Regions from separate parts of the Homo sapiens genome. Here region 1 is linked to region 2. A link is a contact called in ENCODE Hi-C or POLR2A ChIA-PET data. All regions are on one chromosome and are shown on one strand. Each heading gives the region's core, a stretch centred on a gene start or an enhancer-like site at or near the end of the contact. The rest is flanking DNA. Distances are from core to core; before and after follow the strand shown. Region 1 overlaps RNGTT (RNA guanylyltransferase and 5'-phosphatase). Region 2 overlaps LOC101928911 (a long non-coding RNA gene).

Region 1 (6,435 bases), core at 3,690-6,189, 710 kb after region 2:
CTGTCTTTAACACAGGAATCATGGTTAGACCTGGAAAGGCTTTTAAATAATCTAGCCCAGTGTGACAGATGGGATTTGCCACTTTATAGATGGAACAAAATGGCAGGGGTGGATGGGGGTGTGTGTGTGGGAGGATCTAGACAGAACAGAGCCAACAGGAGGCAGAGCCTGGACTTGTGTGAGTCTAGTCCAGAGTTTTCTCCACCACATGTGTCCTCCCACTTGGGAGTATTTGCTTCTTGGCTTCCAAGGTTATTTTTTTGGCCAGGAAAAACTATATGCAGAGTTCAAAATGGTGGTATTATTTAAACATTTAAAGATGGCAAATTCCATACTATAAAAATGCAATGCAAAAAAAAATTTGGTAGTTCACGACTTCATCATTTCAGAATATTTATTGCTATTGCTGAGTATTCTAAAAAATTTAAATGCATTAAAAATAATGTAACAGAATATCTACTCATACAGTAGACTGCTAAGATTAGATGAAGAGAAATAATATAAACATCATATAAAGATGTGCTTTCTCCCATTCCTCTCCACTTCAAAAATAAAAGGTTCAAACTACACCCCCCTGTGTCAATCAAATTTCTCAGTTTCTCAGAAAGAAAAATAGAGGCTTTCCAAGTCTTTATGCTAATCTCTACAAAGCCAGATGGATTACACTGGGTGTGGCTGACAGCAGTAGGATGTGATGCCAGCAATAGAAGGGACACAAGAGTATCACCAGTAAAACAAAGTAGATACACTTATGCTAATTTAAATCAGTAGTTTTATTACAATACGCACTGACACACAATTGGAAAAGGAATGTCCTGACATTTTCTGAGCATTTCACGGAAAGCAAATGTAACCATCCACGCAGTAGAGTCATCCACACCTTTTCCTAACAAAAAGCAAAAGCTTTCACATGTGATAACTGAAGAAAGCAAAGTTTTCTTATTCTTGTCTAAAAAACTTCAGTCTCAGAAAATAGTTATTGAAGTGAGCTGAGAAGGAGCACATTTCCTTCACAATGTCCAAAATCCTGCCTCTAGATTATCCCCCTGACCTTCTAAATGACTTTTATAATACTGCAGATGGTATTATGTTCAGGGGCTAAATGGGATCTACTTATAAGGCCAACTACTCTATGTCACTATAATTGAAAGGAAAGAATAAATTAAGAAAATTAAGTCCTGCTAAAATGCACAAAGACTTGAAGAAAATATCTGGGTGTATTAAAAGTGAGATGCTCTTTTCACGTAACTCATTTGAAAGGTTACAATTACCATAAACATTTTAACTCCATTAAAGATCATTGGCAAAAGCTTGCTTTCGTATCTGCAAAAGGGCTCTGCCTTTCCACAGGCTCGGAGGGAAAGCAGCACACCGTGGAAGAGTCACTCGTCCTGGGGAAGCAGGCATCAGACTATTTGAAGTTGCATAGGCATTTTTTTTTTAATCCATTTTGTAAAAGATACTATGGAACCTTGAGAATTTTCCCTCCTTCAATAGTCATTGTGGCATCAGTTGTTTTAATCCCTTTAGCGCCCAAATGTGCAAAAACACTCTAGTAAAAAACGTTACAATGGCGTTTTGGATAAATTCACTATACATTACATGACTTGGGAACAACGAAGAAAAAAGCCCAAGCTTGACTCAACTATTTCATATAGAAAAGCACTGCAGGAGAAAACTTTGTTTAAAAACATTAAAACTCAGGTGAATATAAATACATTTTTGGTTCATCTGTGCTATGTCCATATAGAAATCCCGTCAGATATTCAGTCTACCGGGTAATTCAGTTGGATTTCGTGTCTGACTGAATCAGTAGAAGAATATACACTTGCATATACTTACACAGATATGCATTTACATATACAATTCAGACCATGAAAATTTGTTTTAAATACATTTACTTAAAACATGTACCTCTAAAAATAAATACACTAGCCTCCATTTAGCTAATTCTCAGAGTTCTTTCACAAACCAATTAGAACAGTTTATCAACAATGGCAGACAATCAATTAGCCGCCCTTTAAATCCATTATCTATCAGTAAACATTTTAAAATTCAGATGTATAACAGAAATAACATCCGCAGAATAGAATGTAGATAGAATTCTCGCTTTGAAAATAAATGTCTTGATTTCCTTGATATTTAGTTCCTACAGATGTCTACACTTTGCCTCTGCATTTATCTAGCAGTGGGAGAGCATTTTCTGGTGACAGCATTCTATTCCATGACATTACCTTCTAATCAAAGAAGTTAGCTGGCATTCCCTTTGCTGTTTTGTTCGAGAGAAGGAACACAACATCGTTTGTATTTGATATCACTCCCATAGATCACAGTGAGTTGTGTGTTTTAACGTAATTTACAATGTGCTGATACCACTGAGGTAAAGCAGAAGTAGCCCTGGCATTTAAAAAAAGAAGTCTCCCAGGAGAACAACACATAAAGGACCTGGTGGTGTATGTCCAAGTTCCATGAAGTAACTCAAAACCACTGCCAGAATGGACACACTGGATATCTGATATCATAGTCGAAACAATACAAACAGATGAAAATACTCAAAATACTTCCTTTAGAAACAATGCAATTCACAAAAATGGAGCTTTACTTTTTTCTTTTACATTTCCAAAAAACTTGTTAAAATGATATAAACCAGACCAAGTTGTTTAATATAGTACAACTTAACAACCCTGTCATTTGTTTTTGAATACAGGGATCTCAGAAATGTAGGAAATCCATGGTAAATGATAGCAAGAATGTTTAATGCCATTGCCTGGATTTTTTAAAAGGAAAATTTGCTACAGTTGTAACACAACTTCTAAAAAATACTGTTTTATGGGCTCACAGTTTCCAGATTGTTAACTTTATAAATTAAATGTGAAGCTACCCATATATAAACAAGGCCTCTTTTTCATTGATTTCCATCTTGTTTAAACCTTTGGATATTTCAATCTTCAGATTCCACAAGGTAAGGCTGAGTTTATCAGATAAATAAGATGTTTAAGTCCACGATGTATTGCAGCACTGAGGAAACGAATGCATCAAGTATTTACAGGCTGGCTACGATAACTTTCTTTTTTTAAAAAAAATTCAAATGTGTATCAACATCAAGCCACAGTCGTTTTTCAATTTCTCTGGCTACAAAAATGGGCAACAGCGTTTTTTCCTCATTCCTCTTTCTTCTTAACCCTCAAGTCACAGGCAGGTCTTAGGTTAAAGGGCGTGGTCTTTTGGGAGGTGGTGGTGGCATGAGCTCCGTGTCAGGGTCCAGATGATGTTTTCGCTTCTGTCCTTGAGAAGCTGCAGTACATCTGTCGATGAACTCAAACAGCATCTCCTTGGTGACAGGGTTTGAGATGCTGTTACACACAGCTGTGGACAAAGGGAGACAGGTCTCATGTGAGGGTTAATTAAGGCAGCTGACTCACCACAGGCTTATGAGAAAGGTTTTCATCCCAATATACTAAATACTTTCCATTTTACCCATTTGAGTGATGTGCTTCACATTGAACTATCTCCTCCCTACCCTACACCCAAAATATGTGCTTGTCTAATGGCTACTCTTTACTGCAGTATTAATTTTAAACCAAAACTTTAAATGTTTGGGCTATAAGCATGTCTTCCCCACGGTTTTCTATCCCTCCCAAACCAGTTTTTATGGGATTTTAATCTAACACAACACATTGCACCATAGTCTGTATTCAACTAAAACTTCTACAGAAAACGTGCACTATAGTCCTTCAATCTTTCTCTCAGAAAGAAGTCTACTCTACGAAACATAAAACATGGCACCAGCCACCATTCCTGTTGAATAGGTGGTTTCATTGTAGCTAGCAGACCATATTATCTTCTCTTATCAAAATTTAGTGCCAGTCCTTTTCATTTTATTTACCTATTTGGTCTTAGAAGAAAAGACATTGGCTTAATCATCCTGACTTTTGAAATTAACTCATCTTGTCTGAACATGGATGCTAGTTCCAATGAGAACTCCTAAATGTACAACAGTAACTTTTAAACTGCAAAGCTGAAATTGGCAATTTCAATATTTTCTCATTAGCTTATCATATCATCATCATCATCCTCCTCATCAACTGCACATTCTAAAAGTAAAGTTTGATTAACCTGTTATCTTGGTTTTTACCTTTTTTCAACTCCACTAAAAATGCAATCCAGAACAACAACTGCTACTGGTAGTGGTATACCTTATAAACTTCAATTAATTTGTGTTGTTCCCCATGAAAGAAACTTACTATTCTGAATTCCCAAAGCATTCATATTGTACCCAAAGAACACTCTGAAGAATAGCATAGCAGATTTTGTCTTTTTAAATGGTTTTCGTTTACTTTGTTCTCCATTGTTTATAAAGCTATTTTAAGAGCTGGAAATTACATTTTCCCCTGATAATTTTGTCTTTTACCATCTGGCAAACAATGGTTTTTATAGTTTTGAATAGATCTGAAATTATCATGGTTTCTGTTGTTGTTGTTGTTCAATAAATTCAACTTGTATACAGCCCAGTATCCTGCCCTTTAAACTTCTCTTTTGGGTGCATGGGCACAAGATCACCAGTTTAGAGAGTAGAACCTACAAGCCAACTGGAGCCAAACAGAATACAGACTTGACGTATCTTTCCCATCAAACAAGGATGAAGTCCAAATGACTATGCCCCATTAAGCAAAACAACAAAGGCAGCACACTTTGGGTCTAACACCTTAATTTTTGTTTTAAATATAATAAGCACTGGTAAGTTGTCATACTCACCCATGGCAGTGTTGTAGGCATTAGGAAAACTTTTGTCTGTTCTCTGTCTCATGAAGACCCAGCTGTTGTTCTCAAATTTGCATTCTATAATTTTGTTGTCATACTGTTTCAGCTCTTTTGTCACCTGTTTTGAAAGAGAATTGAGGAAAATATTTAAATAACTTGAAAGGCTTTTTGCTTCTACTATGTGACAGGCACATTAGGAAATGATAAAAATACCTCAGTAACTCTTCATGCAGAGAGCTCTTTGTCATCTGAAGTATCTAATCAAGCTTAAGGTATGGTGTGCACTCCCTTGTACACATGCTCACTTATCCGACATTTTATAAATAATTGTGAAAATGGCTGTCAATATATAGCAATTAAAAGAAGCTAGGCAGAAACCAGCCATGCTGGGCCAAATGCAAATATGTTACCATGGGGACCAATACCTTCAATATTGTCTGTGTCTCTACGGCTTTCAGAAATTGAGTATACTGCCTAGGTTTCATCAACTTTCAGAAAGGTCTAACCATCTAAATTCCTATGTTAAAATCTAAGAAATGCCGTGTACTAGTTAAATGAAAAAGTTACATATCAATAGTGAATACTAGGATCAAATTCAGGCAATGTACATCCTAAATATTTTGCTTTCCAAGCAGTGACAATTAACCAACAATCTAATCTTCAGGAAACTTAGCCTTTCCATCCCCAAACTAGTACAAATTTACAGATGAAGCTATTTGTGACATTAGTTGATGGGTTTTTTGGCTTCTTCACCTCAGATGACTGAATATGGATACTCTATCAAAGCTAACAAGTATCCATGGTAACTACGAACCTTTTAAAAGATATTTCACTGGGCTGTGAGAATGGTTTTCATAAATAGGAACCTAAGCTTATCTTTGTAGTTTTCAAATCAAATGCCAGTCATGGTAATATTTTAATTCTGTCCTCATCTTTCATGGCTAACAACTTTTCCTCACAATATGGTAGACTGCAATCATTTAACTTCATTAGCATTATCTGAAACATTCTCATTTTTCTACCCACATATTCACTACCACCTAGGAATATGACGAGAAGTAAGTTTTTAAAAGATGCTTTCAATTCGCAGATTAGGCAGCACATGTCTTCATAAAAACTTTCAAACTATATTCCTTTCCCTTTACATTTGATTGTACCATCTGCATTTTCAACAAATCCAACAGGTGCAATACACTCAGTGGTTTTGGAACTAGACATGCCCAAAAAAGTGATATTCCAAGTAGCAAACTTGCCAAATTTATCCTCAAATATTCATTATTTTAGTCTCAATTCTCTTGCCTTGCTTTCTAGGGACCCATTCTTTTATTTTGGAAACACTGTGTATATGCAAGTATTGGACAACTCATTCAGTTAGGTAAACACAGTTTTGCTATACCACATGTAAGGTCTAACAGAAATAAGTTTCTAAACCTTTCAGTGTCTATTTCCTAATTTCTAAAATGGGGAACAAGTTCCTAATTTACTGGGTCACTGAAAGAATAATAATTGAAAGTGCCTGGGACATAGAACAATCAGTAAAATTGTTAACCAAATATAAAATTAGGCAATGAAACATTGCTTTTTAAAATCTGTGGTAAAAAAACATTGAATTTTCCATCTTAACCATTTTTAAGTGTACAGTTCAGCAATGCTAAGTGTATGTCTAGAACTTTT
Region 2 (6,630 bases), core at 1,114-3,613:
ATCTGAGAAATTGTACCCACATTTAATTTGCACTTAAAATCTTTTTTAGGATTAGAAATATTTATGTAATTCTTGCTCATTGTAAAAATGTTAACAACATTAACACATTTACAGTGAAGGCAAGTTTTTCTTCTGTGTACCTCAGACCTCCTTGAAGGCAACCACTGTTATCAGTGACTCCTCCACTTCCAGAGGTATTCTGTGAGCCTACATGCTGGGCATTTCATTATTTTTCTTCCAACTTCTTCCTCTCCATTTGTTAGACCAGTAGTGCTCAAGTGCTATTGTACAAACACTAGGGGAATTGCTTAGAAATGCAGATTTCCTAGTCCTTTTCCCAGAAATTCTGATTTTGTGGGCCTGGGTGAGTTCAAGGAGTCTGTATGAGTAACTGACCAGGTGATTCTGAAGCACACACCCTACTTGGAGATACTGTTTTAGAAAATAATTAGGGTCTCACTGCCCTGGGGATGAATCTGGTTGAGGTGTAGGAATCTCTCATAATGCCATGTCTATTTTTCGAGTCTTTGACCTTTACCGGGGCCACCTTCCCTTTGGTTTCCATGGTGACGCACGGAGGTCTTCCACATGTAATTAGTCTAAGGATCTTGATTCGTTCCATCGCCTCTCACTGACCGTTCGAGTGCTGCGCTGCAGTGTTATTAGCAAGGCTGAGAAAACTCAATTTGTTTTCTTTCTTCCTCCACTTATGTGATTATAGTTAACATCAGTTTTCTTATATCTCTGAGGAATAAGTAACGGTCGCGAAACTGCAGACTTTTGAGAGATGACAGTAACTTAGACATTGTTTCAGCCAGTCTTTAGATGGGAAAACTGAGTCCCAGAGAAATTAAGAAACTTGTCCAAGATAACAAAATAAATTAATGGCAGAGCTGACTAGAAACTTGGTTTACTAACTCTACATCTGGTGCTTTTTTTCTCATTTTGGTGGCAGCTAAAATCTCAGAGTCTCTGAAAATTATTCAAACAGTTCCTGTTCCCCAGTCCACCTGCCCCCTTGAAATACATCCTCGGTTCCCTGTTTCCCTAGACCTTTCCTGGGCCACACCAGCCCTGGTTGGTTGTCTTGCTCAGTGCAGTGACAGGGTGAATTATTTCTGCATTCTTGAATGTAGCAAAACTTATCTACTTGAACCTCAGGTCACCAAATATAAAGCAATTTTGAACTGAAGGGGTTGTGGATACTTTAAGTCTCTGTGGGAATACAGGAGCTCACAATTCTTATTCTCAGCTTCCTCAAACAAAGGCTCAAGGAACAGTCCTCATTACTTTTCAGAGGTTGGGGGAGGGTTAAGGTCAGGAAGAGGTTGCTGAGTTTACAGTCTCATCCTGTCTCCCTCCTCCTATTGACAAGTCATCAGGATGGTTTATAGATTACTGCCTTACTTTAAGGCCTGTTTGTTGATGTTTGCAGACATTTATCCAATCTCAAGAAACTCAAGGGACCTGATTTCAACTTCAAATTATATATTATCCATATTTGGGATGGAATGGGCAATTTTAATAGAGAAACCCTATCAATCAGGCCAGGGAATAAATAGGAGGGCTTTGATTTATATACTGTGTTGAAATCATCTATATTGATTTAAAATTTTTAAAGTTCCTATGAATGTAATATTTTAACCTGAATATGATTCTTAACAATCCCCTCTCCTCAAATTGTATTCTTCTATTTTTTTTAACCTTTGGTGAAATATTAACTTACTGTACCATGCATTGATAATGTCCCCAGAGGTTAGCCAGGAGAAATATCAGCGTGTCCTTGGAGAGCTTGTCTATCCTGATGAGAACAAAAATTCTAGGACAAAAAGGCTCAATTCCTGAAATAATTACAGTAACTTCAGAAAGGAAATTAAGTATCTATTGAAAGATACACTTAGTAGAATAGTGACTTTTCCTACACATTTAAAATTTAGATACTATATTCAGGAAAAGGGAATTTACCAGGGTTTTTGGATGCAAATGATGAGAAATTAGTTAGTATCTGCAAGCCTGTAAGTACAATATAGTTTTGTACTTATGTAATTAGAGCTGTTTGTGAATCACTCTAATGTCACGTCTGATAGCTATAGTCCTTCAAAGGGGTATTTACATTAAGCCTGATGATAGGTACAGGCATGGAGACAATGAAATTCATTTTATCTATTGTAACATGCAGCCAGTAAATTAGCTTCCCTTTAACTTATGCTACGAAATGATGCTATTTAGTTTATGTGCATTATTCTTGGACTTCTGCATTCCTGGGAAAAGGTTGTCAAAGGTTGTATTAGCTGTGCAGTGAGGCAGCACAGCATGTCCAGGCACATACTCAGGTTAAAACCCTGCTGTACACATCTGCTGTCATTACCCTTTGCATCTTTGCTGATAATTTTTAAGAACCAAAACTGTATGTTGCTATTTTTAGTCCACTTACTTTCTGTTGAGGGTGATGGTCATTATTCTGACATTTCGTGACATATATGTCCACCCCCTGCTCCCCTGCATCAAAATAGATATGTTTTCATACCTACCACACAATCCAGCTGGGCTCAATTTGCATTTAGTTCTCTGGGGAGAGTTAATAATTTTATTTTCAAAAGGTCACTTGCTGACACACAACCTATAAAATAGTTAGCTACCCAAGATTCTTTTCACTCATTCCTCAAATACTTGGTTTAGTTTGGTCTTTTTAATTCACTACTGAAAATCCATTGCCTCTAGGAATTTCAATATTGCATTACAGCATAACAAACTATCCAATATCACTAATGGCCTATTTAGGAATGAAATGCTTTTTTTTTTTCTGGTTTTAAGCAATTTCTAATTTTGAAGGGGATCAGGCACCATCTACAAGGATAGAGTTAATAGCTCCCTGAAGGGACACATCACTAGCCAGGTCATAAAAATCATGCATGCTTTGCTCTTTCAGCCATAAGGCAAGAGGAAAACAAATACGCCTATTTTCCCTCTGCATTACCTTTGTGGTCTGAGGATGTTTGAAAAATTACAGCCATTATATTATTATTATTATTGTTATTTTTTACAATGTTTCTGAAATATGCATTTTTATTCATGTTTATCTATTTATATCTGGTATTTATCTATTTATGTCCTTTCCTCAAGAATTTACTCTCTAAGATGTCTTCTTTCAAAATCATATCCAAAACAGAACGCAAGTGCTGGGATGAATATAATATATACCATTTGAGAATTTGCCAGGCGTAACTATTAACTGGAAGATTCAAGCAAAGAACTAGTTAGTAAGGGAAGAAATTACTCAACATATTTGTTTTGGCTGCTCACATCAATCAGATTTGTGAGATAATAGCTTTAATTCCTTGTGATGAAACACACCAATCCTTTTCTGTATTACAAATGTACCCCAGTTTGACTAAGACAAAAATCAATCTAAATGCAGTGCATTTGCTTTGTCATTGTAAATGGTGCTTGGGTAATGAGCCCCTCAGGGATGGACGGGAGAGAACAGAGCAGTAGAGGAGGAAACAGGAGTGGGTGGGCTAAGGGCAAGGTTTATGATCCAACCTAGAAATCAGGAGGGAAGACATTGGGAAAACATTTCAGTATTCGAAGAGAGGGCCAGACAGTGAGGTGAAGAAGACCCAACAGAACTGGACTTAAGGTGGGGAGGGGGAAAGATGTCATAAAGGTGTTTAGGATGCTCCCCCTATGGGGCTGCAGGCACAGGGAGAGGTGTGTATCGTTAAGTGGCTGCAGGGAAGCACCTTGGATTCAAATCCAAGGTCTTCACCTGAAACCTAAGCAGATTTGGAAAGAACTTAATTGTTCTTAAGAGGAAAGGAGCTAGTGTTTTTTGAGCTCTTCCAAATGGGCCTGGCCTTCCACAGATGTCATCTCATTTAATTCCGCACAGCATCCCTATGAAGTAAATTACAATAATAATAGCTAACATCCTTTACACGCTTAGTATGTGCCTGGCACAGCACACTAAGTGCTCGTTTTGCATTGCCTCTTCCTAACAGCCCTTTCTAATTGAGGAAACAGATTTGAAGATGGGGGTAATTTACTCAAGGAATTTAAATCCAAATATGTTTGGATCCAGGAGCTGGAATTGACATCCAAATATGTTTGATCCAAAGCCTAGACTTTCTGGTATACCATGATGCTTCCTCAGTGAGTGTAAAAACCAATGGAGATGGATAGAGAGCCAGGTTATGTGTCAGTTTGTGACAAGTTGTAGCTGGTGGGTAAGCTGAGTACCTGCCCTTTACTTGGATAGGCCACGCCTTTTTCTAAATGCCTCACAATGAAGTCAAGGTTATGGTCAAAAGAAGTTTTTAAGGTGAGGATTTCCATGATTTATGCAGGAGCAAGAACAAGGAGTGGAAATATAGCCAGGGCCCATCCCTATGTTACCATCTAATGGTAAATAACCAAACACACAAAAACAAAAGACTCCAGACCCCCAAGTCTTTGAGCAGTAGTGAAAGGAATCTCAGGAGAATATGGGAAGGCTTGATCGGATGGTACTTTGGAAACTGTTATTTCATTCAGCATCCCACACTGCCTCTGGGCTTCACGACGGCCACTTAAAGAGGAGACAATTCTGCTTTGTAACTGTCGCCAAATGTGAGGAGAGGAGGGCTTCCTGGAGAATGTCTTTCTCTTGAACTCGAAGGTGGATCTGCTCTCCCCATAGCCTCCACAGGCTACTGCAGCAGTATTTCCTCCCCCAAGGGGAGGAAAGGTCAAAGAAGCCAAAAATGGGGGGATCAGTAGCTATAGCAACACAGTCCTCTTCCCCACACCATAGATGCCTGTGGGATTAAGAAAAACTTTCATCACTGGATTTTCTTGGCTTCTGATGATCCAGGATGTGGTTGTGGTGTGTCTGAGTGTGATTATTTTGAAATTTGAGGTTTAGAACCAGTTACCACCAAGAATGCTCAGTGGGTGGCATTGCCTGTGCTCTTTCAGACATAAATGGGAGATGTGAGCTCAGAAAGAAGCTTTTGTATCTAAAATGTATTTTTATGATTAAATTATAATTTTTATAAATGAACCTTAGTATCATTAAGCTATATTATCTCATGGCTTTCAGCTAGAATTTTGTGATGTGCTATTAAACAAAAAGCAACCCATACATGAAGTCTATAAAATGAACTTGCTAAATTCTGAACTTCAAACAACTTTCTTCTCTTCAAAATGCCCCAATCTTCATGCTATACTTTTAATTTATGATAAAGACTTTATTATCTTTTATGGTGGAAAAAAGAGGGTAGCATATGAGTTAAGACTTCTGGTTATCTGAGCTTCAAGTCAAGTTAATTCCCCAAACTTCCAGCTGTACCTGATACCCTGTCTGCTACATGAGGCACAAAACTACAAGTGCCCCCTAAGGAATTTAAATGTAAGGAGTTTCAACAACTCCTGAGGAGAGACAGCATAAGAAGAGGACGTAAAAACCATATCCCATTTCAAAGTGAATTTTCAAAACCCAAAACACTCTAAAACACATCCTGAAACCAGGTAAGAAAATAAAGTTTCAATTCAGAAATAATTAAGATTGAAAATAAACTTGTCCTGGTTAAAGCAAATGACTGGGTTGGCAGAGGAGGGGAATGAACAGCTGTCCAGCTGTTACAGGTGTTTAGGAAAATGCGACACAGTAGGACTATGCCCTTGAAGCTGGGCTAGACTCTAGGTTCTTAAGTAGAGTGTCTCCTGTGGCATAATTTTTTGATTAGGGTTCAAAAATGGAGCAAAAATTTATTTTGGAGGACAAAAGAAAAACCCGCCTCTAGAATTATCCACGTGGTAAAATGTCAGATATGATGGACAAGAACAGGAATTTTCTGTTTTGCCACTTTCAGAGTTAATTTTCTTCTTCTTTTGAAATCAGGAGGAATTACAAAAACCTTTTATATCAGATTTGCAAATACCAATAAATTGCCCACCCCTACTTCTGTCTTTATCAGCTTGCCCTTTTGACAGGCAGCACACAGTAAAATGAATAAATTCAGCACATTTTCCTGTTCACCAAGCATAAATTATTACTAACTGTGGTGAGAGGCTATTTGAAAAGCTGTTTTATTTGAGAGAGGAGCCTTCTTTTATCTACAGATGATTCTGTTTGAAATCAAAGTAGATATTGTCTTATCTTTGCGACCTCAGGAAACTGAACTATGATGACGTATTTCCATTCTAAAGAGGGCAATGAGAGGATGCAGGCATAAGCTGAATAAACTTGACTAATCTATTCCTGTTCTTGGTTCAGATTCCCAGTCTTTGAAATACTAGGAGAATTACCATAGCATTAGTATGTGATACGACACCATTGCATGTTATCTGGATTGTGTTATAACTGGCAGGCTTCAGCTCTGGGTGGAGGGATTGGACTTAGGGGTGAACTCAGAAATCCCTTCCAAGTGAAATGCATTATGTGTCTCTCATACCATGGCCCTTTAGTAATGGGCTGTTGCTCTGTAATTTTTGCTGGTCTTTCAGCTTTCATGCATTAAGTCATGATTTCCGTCAAAGAAGCTCTATGATTCTCACACCTGAAAGGATTGTAGCAATTTGATGAAGTATCAGTTTGAAGTAACACTGACAAAAATGTATATCTATCAAATGATTATAGCTTTTATTCAA

What was found. Hi-C counts contacts between places; a loop is a spot of excess contacts on that map. ChIA-PET counts read pairs that join two places held with the same protein, here RNA polymerase II (POLR2A). Pooled maps may share reads with other maps.
Region 1: a loop to region 2 is called in a map of OCI-LY7, with 12 times the contacts of the local background. The contact joins two enhancer-like sites. A Hi-C loop is called at or near these places in 1 of 168 maps with a recorded cell type or tissue (OCI-LY7), 6 of 37 single-sample maps with no recorded cell type and 5 of 50 pooled maps. POLR2A ChIA-PET finds 5 or more read pairs at or near these places in 1 of 52 experiments (OCI-LY7).

Annotation. Positions count from the first base shown.
Region 1 is chr6:88,609,517-88,615,951 of GRCh38, forward strand. It overlaps RNGTT (RNA guanylyltransferase and 5'-phosphatase), which reads right to left. Exons shown (of 16, transcript NM_003800.5): 15 at 4,756-4,879; 16 at 381-3,366. The coding sequence ends at 3,203. Among named protein-coding and RNA genes, the nearest start is that of RNGTT, 350 kb to the right of the region's middle. Within about 2 kb of position 4,940, at least 2 of the 41 ENCODE cell types and tissues checked have a DNase peak (open chromatin) inside an H3K27ac peak, as active enhancers do; they include OCI-LY7, where a contact is called at or near this core.
Region 2 is chr6:87,902,933-87,909,562 of GRCh38, forward strand. The region is part of intron 2 of LOC101928911 (a long non-coding RNA gene); the gene reads left to right. Among named protein-coding and RNA genes, the nearest start is that of SPACA1, 140 kb to the right of the region's middle. RefSeq lists enhancers at 2,272-2,521, 4,606-4,655. Within about 2 kb of position 2,364, at least 2 of the 41 ENCODE cell types and tissues checked have a DNase peak (open chromatin) inside an H3K27ac peak, as active enhancers do; they include OCI-LY7, where a contact is called at or near this core.